Linked DNA regions of Homo sapiens: region 2 is linked to region 1. A link is a loop called in an ENCODE intact Hi-C map of the cell type or tissue named here. Cell type or tissue: mammary epithelial cell. All regions are shown on one strand. Links, peaks and the distances in the headings refer to the core of each region. The heading gives the core; the rest is flanking DNA.

Region 1 (5,377 bases), core at 78-5,077:
CTACAATGAGCAAAGAGACTTTTACCAATATTAGAGCAATAACTGTCTGACAGGGAAAGGGAGAAGAGTTGCTAGGAGGGGGAGAGTGATATGTTGAGAAGAAGCAGCACAAATGTTACGTGTTTCACAATTTTAACTACACTGATGAAATGGTCTTACTGAAGTGTGGTGAAAGCAAATGTCATTAAAAATCTGTACAGTACTTTAAAAAAATAGCCTTCAGACTCCTTGGTTCAGTACTGTGAATTAGGGAAGCATGCCATACATGAAAGCATTATAAAAGTGCTACGTAAGATTATATTATTATTGCTAATGTGTTTGTTCAACAAATAAGCATATGAAATTGGAGCACAAGAACACGGACCTAGGAGGGAGGTAACAGACATGGAAAGGCCCCACTCAGATCTCCTTCCCAGGAAAGACTTATAGCCCCAGCTGTGGGGAGTGTAATGAGCACACGTCCTCTAGCTGTAGCTCCCTCAGATTTGGTCTCATCACAGAAAGCACTTCACCTCAGGTCATGACCTTTTGAGTGTATTTGGTGTCTAAGTGAGGTGAGAATATAAAAGCCAGGCCATTTTGACCCAATGTAGGACACCCTTGTTGGTAGTGTTTGTTCTAAAGCTCCCTCAGGTCTGTACTGCAGTTTAACTTCTTCCTCTGCTTAATCCTCCCTCTGCCTTCTTCCTTTCACAGGTGTTGATCCTGAATAAACATCTTACACCCAAACTTCAACTCAATATCTGCCTCCAAAGAACCCAACCTGTGACAAGTGATTTTAGAGATTACCTAACCCAAACTCTTTCTGAAATAATAAAGTTTATTTTTTCCAAATTCAAAATTATTCTTCTTTTAGAATGAGGTGATTATTCAAGTAGAAAGAAAAACATCGCTAACAATGTTGGCAGCCATCTTTGGAGACCACTTGCCGTAACTGTAAGTAATGGTTTTAATCTTTGGGTGTATCATAATATACTTATCCCTTGAACAATTAATACTTTTTCTAGTAGTTTTTTCTAGTTTTTCACTAGTTTAAGTAGTGCTACAATAAATATCTTTGTGCAATAAAGGTTTTTATGTATTCTAAATTATTTTCTTAGGATAGATTCCCAGGTGTAGAATTCTGGTTTGCAGAGTATGATTTTTTTTTTTTTTTTTTTTGAGACAGAGTCTTGCTCTGTTGCTCAGGCTGGAGTGCAGTGGTGCGATCTCGGCTCACTGCAAGCTCCACCTCCCAGGTTCGTGCCATTCTCCTGCCTCAGCCTCCCGAGTAGCTGGGACTACAGGTGCCCGCCACCATGCCCTGCTTATTTTTTGTATTTTTAGTAGAGACGGGGTTTCACCATATTAGCCAGGATGGTCTCGATCTCCTGACCTCGTGATCCGCCCACCTCAGCCTCCCAAAGTACTGGGATTACAGGCATGAGCCACTGCACCCGGCCCAGAATTTGATTTTTGTTGTTGTTGTTGTTGAGACGGTCTCACTCTGACACCCAGGCTGGGTTGCAGTAACATGATCATAGCTCACTGCAGCCTCATATTCCTTGGCTTAAGCAATCCTCCTGCCTGAGTCTCCCAAGTAGTTGGGACTACAGACACATGCCACCATGCCTGGCTAATTTTTTTTCTTTTTCTAGAGGCAGAGTCTTGCTATGTTGCCCAGACTGGTCTCAAACTCCTGGGCTCAAGCAATTCTCCTGCCTCAGCCTCCCAAAGTGTTGAGATTACAGGCATGAGTAACTGTGCCCACCCAGGTATGCCATTTTCAGTGCTCTTGATGGATAGTTTTCCAAAGGCTTGAATCAGTTTTTATTGTCAACAGAGTACAGCAGGGCATCAGGAAGCCCATTTCAATACATTTTTCTATCATTTTATAGAAGAGATAATTACTGGTTAAATATTAATTTGTGACAGTGTTGAGTCTTTTGCTTCTTAGGTGAGATTAATTCCCTTTGGTCCATATGTGTAGAAAACCTGAAACTGTAAAGTGTAAAGCTCTTCTCATCAGCTTACCAGTATTCCTTACTCTCAGGCATGGAATGCCAACCCCCAAAGGATGCTTTTGTGAGGACAAAAGTGAGCAGGTGGTGACGGTAAAAGATACAGAGATTCCTCCCTGGAGAGCAATAGAAATCAGGAGGCAGTGGTCTCGATGAAAACCAGCAGAAGTGAATAGGGACCCATGTACTAGTTGAATCCATGTATTTCCAACATGGTGCGACGTGTATGTGGTAGCAGTGGACCCAAACACCACAGAAAACTTGGGGCAGCCACACAATGGTGTTATTTCAGTCTATAACAATGTTCCATAACCACCTTTTTTTTTACTTAATATGTCATACATTTTCCATGTTATTAAATGTCTATGTGTGATTTAAATCATTTATATTATGTTAAATAAAGCATATAGATTCTGAGATAAGTACTAATACTTTCATTTTAAAGATGGGCAAACTGATGTGCAGAAAGTTTAAAAACGTCTACCATTCCCACAACTAGTAAGTGAGGGGCTCATATTGAAATCCAGTCGGGGCTGACTCCAAAAGCCAGGATTTTCTCACTACACTATGTTGATCCTCAGGGCATAAAAAAACCAGGCCCAGCACATACCCTCTACTTTTGATATCTGGCAGAAGGCCTGGGGAGCGAGGTGTCTGTATGAGAAAGCAGAGTGGTCGAAATACAGCCCCTACCACCATCTTCTTGAAATCGTTCTATTATTTTGCAGTTAACAAGCTGATGGCAATTTAAATTCAGTTCAGGTGTTTAAATACTAGACACTGGGAACACACAGATAAACAGGGATGCCAGTTTAAACAGCTGTATCTGCTTCAACACATTTCAGAAGCAGGAGCAACAGGGAGACCAAATTAAGGCCTGGCACCTTGTGTGCTAGAGACAGATTCTCAGAGTGAGCCCGTGGAGCCCACCACACTCATACCCCACCGCTAGTTCTGCCATGTGCACTGCTTCTGCCACAGAAATGTAGCCTAATTTGAATGGCACAGTCTGTTAGACTCCTCTTGATACCAAAGGAAGGCTTCTCTCTGTCTTTTAGTGATGAAGACACCAGTTGCCCCGCTTCTCTTTTCTTTCCTTTTTTTCCCCCCAATTGGCATCATTTGCTAAGCCCCTCTAAGTACCCAATTCAGGCAGGACATTAGAATTTGCCTCTCAGAGAGGATGCCTCTGACTCCCTCTAGAGGGCACTTGCTGCCAGTTATGGGCTAAGTGCCATTGCTGGGAGGATTCTGTGATCAGCCGGCTGTCAGATTCACGGAAGGCTCCTGGCGCTTGTTGGTTGGTTTGTTCTAGAGAAACAGTTGGAGAGTGTTTCCTTGGGCAGCTGGGAGAGGTGGGGGGACTCCCTGCCCACCTCAATCTCCTCAACACCCCTCCATCCCTCCCCTCCCTGACTGGGCCTTCACTCAGCAGGCCCTTCTAGAGGGCGGAGGCCAAAGGGTGTCACCCGCTTTCATGAACAATGCTGCCTGGAGCCTGTGGTGTTTAGAGGAGTAGATTTAACCACAGAGGGTTTGTGGGAACTCCTAGTTCAGAACACAAGGGAGGAGAGAACAGAACATTGAGATGCAAAGATTTATGAGGGAGAAAGACTCATGTAAGAAAAGGAAATTAGAAACCAAGCAAGCAGAATATTCCAAAGACAGCCACATACCACCCATAATAATGAAGTTTCCATGACTCTCTTTGGCTCAGATAGGTCTGCTTAATAATTAATATGGCAACTCTCCCTCTCTCTGCAAACAGGTGGCTGTACAGGGCTTGGCAAATATTTCCTTATTGCTCCCTTTACTTTCTCCGAGAGGAAGGTTGGGTGGTCCAGAGGATTTCCCAGATGGAGCAGCAGGCTTCCCATGCCTGCCATTTGCATAAGGTAACAGAGTGAGACAAGAGCAGTTCTGGGACTGGCAGGCAGAGTTCCTTAGTGCCATGCGCACAGTGGCAAGATCCCTCAGGCACCTCAGGAGAGTGGGATCAAGGCCGAGAGGGTAGGCGAATGTCGGTACATGAATGGATTTTGAAATGGAGGCAGCACTTGTCATGTGCCAGCTTCCTTTGGAAAATGATGCTACAGAGATCCCATCACTGGTTGGGTCTTGTCCAGCTGCTTTGTGGAGGGAAGGATGAACAGGACATGCTCTCCTTTGTGCCACCACCCCAGTCAGGTTTGTTCCTCTCCATCTCTGGACTCGTTGTTAGTCTTCCCTGGCTTCACCTTCTCCTCTTCAGTCTAGACTGTACATACTGCTGCCAGAAATATCTTCCCAAAATACTGCTTCTGCCATGTCCCTCCCCAGATAGAAAACCTATGGAGGAAGTCACAAACAAGTCATATCAGTCCTGTAGATATGCTTTGTTTCAAGTATGTGATGTTTTAAGAAATATTTTGAATTTGTTTCCAACACGGAAAAAAGGAAAATCTTAGATAAAAATCTGAATTTCTAGCTTTTGGTGGGGGGAGAACTAGGTGATCTGGCAATTCTATACCTGTATTTCCACATTGCAGTTGACTGGAGTGAAGTAGCAACTGCTGCCTTCAGACAGGGCACTGATGATGTTGAGCATCTTTTCATGCACTTATTAGTCATTCATATATCTTCTTTGGTGAAATATCTGTTCAAATCTTTTGTCTATTTTTTAAAAAATGAATTATTTGTCTTCTTATCATTGAGTTATCAGAGCTCTCCTTCACTTTTTACTAGATAATTCTTCTTTACTCCAATTCTCTGTTATGGTGAATAATTCCTTATATTACACTTTCCCTGCTCATATTACTATGTGGTATCTCTCTTTATTGGATTCCAATTTATACACATGGCTACTAATATTTATACTCTGTTAAGCCAGCAAGAAATGCTCAGAACGTAAGTAAGAAAAAGAAAGTGTTTGAGCTAGACAGATTTGCGTTTGGATCCCAGTTTTGTCACCTCTATGTGGCTATAGACAAGGCATTTCATCTTTCTGAACTTGCCTGTTATTACCTTTAAAATATGAAAATAATGGCCACCTCGCAGGATTTTCTTAAAGATTAGAGATAATATACGAAAGTAGCTTATCACAGAGATTGGCAGTTAGTAACAACTCAAAAAATGATAGCCAAAAATAGCAGCAGCAAGTGACCAAGAGCTGAAAATAAGTCTTAGGGTTTCTACAGGTGAGAGTAATATTCATTTAAGCTACATTTGATAACAAGGTCCTTGTTATTTAGCAAAAAGTACCCCTTAAGTGGCACCTGTGTGCCACTATAGCTAAAGAGATGCCAAAGAGAAGCTGGATGATGATGGCCCAGGAAGGTCCTCATGCCATGACCACGCTTTGGGAGCTCATCATAAATATGAAGACTGGTCTTCAGCTT
Region 2 (5,377 bases), core at 54-5,053, 58 kb before region 1:
CCCACGCCCAAGTGATCCTCCCACCTCAGCCTCATGAGTAGCTGAGACTACAGGCACTTGCCACCACGTAAAGCTGAATTTTAAATTTTTTGTAGAGATGAGGTTTTGCCATGTTGCTCAGGCTAGCCTCGAACCCCTGGGCTCAAGCGATCCTCTGACCTCAGCCTCTCAGAGTGCTAGGATTACAGGTGTGAGCCACCTGGCCAAGATGTACAATCGCAGTTCAGAATCCATTAAATCTCCATGGTGCTATATGACCTTGGCCAAGCCACAGGCTCTCTGATCTTCAGTTTCCAGGGATATTTCCCCATTGTTCCATAATGTTACCTTACTCCTAGAACTGAACCCCTGAGGTATTCAGCATTTTGGAATTTTTGACCTAGAGAACAACCATTCCTTCAACCTTTCCCCTTCCTGATCTCTTCCATTCTTCTCTGTGCAAGGCCCAGGTAAGCTGTGCCTACCTTTATGCAGCTGGCTTCAGTTACTAACAGCTCCAGGGACTGCTCTCTCATCTCCCAAAAGCCCTGCTGGTTTGACCCCATCAAGTTCTACTTACCCAAGTGTTATACAACCCTCCCCTTAATTACACACTCAATCAGTTCCTCCCAAGCTCAGCAATTTGTGGTCTCTGGGCATCCCCCAGCTGCTTTTCCGGAGGTAGCTCCCAGGCTGGGTCCTGGCAAGCCTCTGAAGCACTGCTTGGGTTTTTAAGGCCATGGTACCCAGAGTTGAAAGCCTTGCTGTTATTTCACACTCTATTTCCTTCCAAATTAATTCTCTGATGAATACTGTCCTTTGCAGTGATTCAGTGCAGGCCATTTCCTTACATCTTTCCCCTACCTTTGAGACTTTTAATCTCTCTCAAATCCAGATTTTCCTTTGTGAAAGGCTTGCCTCAGAGAAAAATGCCCTGCTTTCCTACCAATATAAACAGCTCTACCAACACTGGCCCCAGCCTCCCGGCACACTCCCTTTACTGCTTGACTTAGCTATTCCTTTGATTTCAAAGCACACATACTTGCCTTCTCTAAAAATCTCTGTACAACACAGAGCAACTCAAACTTCTTGGCTTACAGTAAGCTGCTGGACCCTAGTTTCCTTAAGCCCCAAATACAAGAAGATGCAGGTTCAAAACTTGTATCTGAGGAGGTAGCACCTTCCATACCCTTTCACATGGTTATTTTGCTTACATCCCCCTCCCCTAACCCCAGCAGATAGTATCACCATCCTTCCATGTGGATAAACAGAAACTCTGCCATGCTAAAGGAGTTGCCCAAGGTCACAGGGCCCAGGAAAGTGGTAAAACTGGAATCCAAATCCCTGGCTCTTATCTCCAAGGTAGGTGCTTCTTTCAGCATCCTTCATGTGGCTTAAACACCCCTGAAACAGCCTAGTCTTCAGCCACCAAGATCTTACCACCCAGGGGCAAGCCATCTAGGTCCGCAGGCACCCACTGCCCACAGCCCTGAGGAATGCTCCGGAGGAGCCACAAAGAGGCTCCTCTGGCATAGCAGGAGCAATGGCTTATATTTGTATAACACTTTTCATATTAGGAAGTGCTTTCCATACCTAATCTATGTCATTCCTAGGATAATTCCATGAGGGAGATGCTATATTAGAGTCCCATTGCACAAATAAAGATATACAGGCTTATCAACAGGAAATTAATGGACTTGCCCAAAGTCACACAGGTAGTAGGTACAGGGCAGGACTTGAACTCAGAGCACATGACTCCAAGATCAGTGGTCTCTTGAGTTCTCAGACATGGTGACTGTGGGCCACTGCCCCCCTCCCAATTTCTTCAGGAAAAGGTACATTTTATTTAAAGGCCAAACGGAGAGCGGAATCCTGAGAAGACCAGCTTTTTACTGGGGAAAGTGTTTTTCAGTTCTCCCCAGCCAGCCTTAGACAGGGGTCAGGTTTCTAGAGGCTGGCAGGGTGGACTGGGAAGGGCCGGGCTGCAAAGTCCCCTTGGCCACTAGAGGGCAGGGTCTGAAGAGAGCACACAGCCATCTCCCCGGGGAATTCCCCACCCAGCAGAAGAGACTCATCGCTGCCTAGCAGCCCCAGGACACGCTCTAGCCCAAAGCCGAAGAATGATCCCTTCCTGGCATGTTGTAGACAGGGTAGGTGCCCTTAGCCCACCCCTCCCCCCACAGCCCGCCCAGCCTCCTCTGCAGGTAGATGGCGGTGCCCTAGAGGATTCCAGCTGAGGAAAAGGGGTGCCAGGTGCCACTGACAAAGACCTGAGTTTCCTACAATGAAAATAAACAGGTCAGCACTCCAGGTCCCGGTGCTTCGAGGACTAGGGGAGGGTGGGACGGGAACTCTCTCCTCCTCCCTCTTCAGTTGGGCCCTTCAGGGTTTCTGTCCCCTTGCTGCAGTTTTTAACGATCCACGTGGAACTAACTGTTACAGGGGAATAGGCACATGGCAGTGAAGGGTCTTGTCTAATGACAGTCCTTCATCCCAGGGCCTGCCAGAGCCAAGAGCTCTGTAAGATAAGCCACGAGGCCCTCGGGAAGAGCTATCAGGGGAGCCGCAGATGAAGTCGGCCTTCCCTGGCAAGCCTGGCTCTCCTCCGTCCTGGGAAGCCTTTCACTTTGCCATACACGGGTGAGAGCCTCCTGTGGGAATTCTTTAAACCTCAACAGCACTCTGAGGCCCCTTAGAGAAAGGAGTCAAGGCAGGGACAGGTTAGGAATTTATGAAGAGCTTTTCACACCCTATTTTCCATCCTCAGGACAAATCATCAGGTAGATAAACATTAACTTCCCCGCTTTATAGTTGGGAAAATGGAAGCTCAGAGAAATTAAGTGACATGCCCACAGTCACACAACTGGTGAGTGAGGGAGCCAGGGTTCTGTACAAATCTCCTGCACACACAGGCACAGTGCCCCGGGAAGGGCAGGCGGAGGCGGGGCGCTGCCTGCAGAGGAGCATCCCCAAAGGCTCCCTTGGCTTGCGAAACCTACCACAGTTAAGAATCTCGTGGGAAGTGAGATGAAAGAGAAAAGGGAAAATAAGAATACTTGAAGGCACTTATACGTTTCCTTAATTGATTCTCACAACAACCCTAATTAGTACGTATCATTATGCCCATTTTTACATGAGAGGAAAAACAGGCTCAGAAACACCCGTCCAAGCGTTGCAAGGAAATAAATACGCTGTCAGAATTTGAACCCAGCGAAAGCCTTGGTGTTTTCCTTTACTCCATGCTTCCCCCTGGTGGTGAGTGGAAGGAGAGTGCATAGAAGCCACCTGGGTGCCAACAGAAGAGTTAAGTCAGCGTTCTGAACTCATTTATTCATTCGGTAAATCTTTGCTGAGGTCCACTTTGTACAGTCTCTGCACTTGGTTCTAGAAATACAATAAAAGACAAGACAAACAACCTTCTATTGAAGGACAAACAGAAACACGGGAGGCCTAGAGATAATTGGATTACACAGGAAAAGGGAGTGTGGGTCAGGGGTCAGGTGATGGAAAAATGTGTGCCAAGGTAAAGAGGCCAGAGGAGTGCGATTTCCTTTTTTTTTAAACATACTATAGGTCTGGCTAGGGAGATATGTGAGGGGTGAAGCTGGAGAGGTATGCAGGGGCCAGGTCTCAGGGGGTGATGGAAAGCAAGTGAGGGTATGGCCCATTAGGAAGCCACTGTGGTAACCTAGGAGGGTGGCCTTGGGCCCCGGAGAGAAGTGACAGAGGGGATATGTCATTCAAATGTCCAAGTGTCTGAGCACTGGCATGCACTAGGCACTATTCCAGGTGCTGGGGACACATCAGTGAACAAGAGGAAATCTGCCTTCATGGAGCTTCCATTTTAGTCAGGGAAATAAGCATATAGATACACAAATATGTAATATCCGGCACTGATAAATATCACAGGGCGGGGGAAAGACAAGACAAGTGTATTCATTTGCTAGGGCCTGCCGTAGCAAAGTATCACAGACTAGGTGGCTTAAACAACAGAAATTTATTTCCTCACAGTGCTAGAGGCTAGAAGTCCAAGATCGTGGTGTCAGCAGCATTGGTTTCTTCTGAGGCCTCTCTCCTTGACTTGCAGATAGTCATCTTCCCTCTGTGTCTGTGTCCTCATTTCCTCTTCTTATAAGGATTCCAGTCATATTGGATTACAGCCTACCCATATGACCTCATTTACTTTACCTCTTAAAAGGCCCTATCTCCAAATACATTACACCTGAGGTACATTCAGTCCTCAACATCATTGATAGGTTCTTGGAAACTGTAGCTTTAAGTAAAACAACATATTAGAGAACCAACTGTTTTGCTCATCAGTGTTACAAGGCAACGATGTTGAACAAAACACAATGTTATTCAAGGACCTGCTATATGTCCTTTCACTGAAAGCCGACATTTCCAAGAGCCTATTGATAGCATCAAGTGAGGACTTACTGTACTAGGGGTTAAGATGTCAACATATGGATTTAGGGGGGACACAATTCAGCCCATGACAGAAGGTGGCAGAGTATACCTAAGGCAGGAGGTAGAAGGAGGGCAAGGAGGGCCTCTCTGAGATGACAATGAGCTGAGATCTGAATGAAAAGAGGGAGCTAGCCACGCAAATGTCTAGGAGAGCATTCCAGGCACAGGAACAACAGGTGCTCACCCCGAGGTGAGGACATGGCTCAGGACTACTTGGCATACTCCATCTTCAACGATAGTAAGAATGGGATGGGATGATGGGAAAAAGGGAGATGTTAGTCAAAATGTACAAAGTTTCAGTTAAACAGTAGAAATAAGTTTTTGTGATCTAGTGCACAGCATGGTGACCATAGTTCATAACAGTATACTGTTGTCTTAGTCCATTTTGTGTTGCTATAACAGAATACCACAGATGGGGTAATTTGTAATGAACAGAAATTTATTATCTCACAGTTCTGGAAGCTGAGAAGTCCAAGATCAAGGCACCAGAAGGTTAGGGCCTGGTCTCTCTGCTTCAAAGATGGTGCCTGTTGCTGCATCCTCCAGAGAGGAGGAACACTTTGTCATCATATGGCAGAAAAGCAAAAGAGAAGGAACCCATTCCTGCAAGCCCTTTTTATAATGGCATTAATCCATTAAACATCCCCATTAGGCTCCACCTCCCAGTAACATTGTACTGGGCACTAAGTGTCAACATCAAATTTAGAGAAGACAAAAGCACTCAAACCACAGCGACTGTACACCTGAAAACTACTAAAGAGTATATCTGAAACATTTTCACCACAAGAAAGTGATGAGTAGATGAAGTGATGAATATGTTAATTAGCTTGATTTAATCATTCCCTCATGCATACATATATCAAAACATCACATTGTACTCCATAAATATACGCAATTATTATCTGTCAACTAAAAAGAAAGTAAAAAGTTT

The links. A loop is a pair of places that touch in the nucleus more often than their neighbours do. Peaks named below come from ENCODE experiments on the same cell type or tissue, not always from the same donor. Only the 100,000 strongest peaks of a DNase experiment are listed, where the experiment ranks them.
Region 2: it touches region 1 in a loop (8-fold over the local background); 28 of 110 quality-filtered maps call a loop at or near these places.

Annotation. Positions count from the first base shown.
Region 1 is chr1:147,696,914-147,702,290 of GRCh38, forward strand. It overlaps LOC105371230 (a long non-coding RNA gene), which reads right to left. Exons shown (of 3, transcript XR_922077.4): 3 at 3,153-4,328. It overlaps LOC102723321 (a long non-coding RNA gene), which reads left to right and starts at 3,815. Exons shown (of 3, transcript XR_922079.4): 1 at 3,815-3,895. In mammary epithelial cell, for the core only: a CTCF peak has its summit at 3,202; no DNase peak of the experiment used is centred there.
Region 2 is chr1:147,638,947-147,644,323 of GRCh38, forward strand. It overlaps ACP6 (acid phosphatase 6, lysophosphatidic), which reads right to left. Exons shown (of 10, transcript NM_016361.5): 10 at 3,284-5,377. Among named protein-coding and RNA genes, the nearest start is that of ACP6, 29 kb to the right of the region's middle. RefSeq lists an enhancer at 2,408-2,909. In mammary epithelial cell, for the core only: CTCF peaks have their summits at 1,983 (motif pointing right) and 3,235 (motif pointing left); a DNase peak (open chromatin) is centred at 2,035.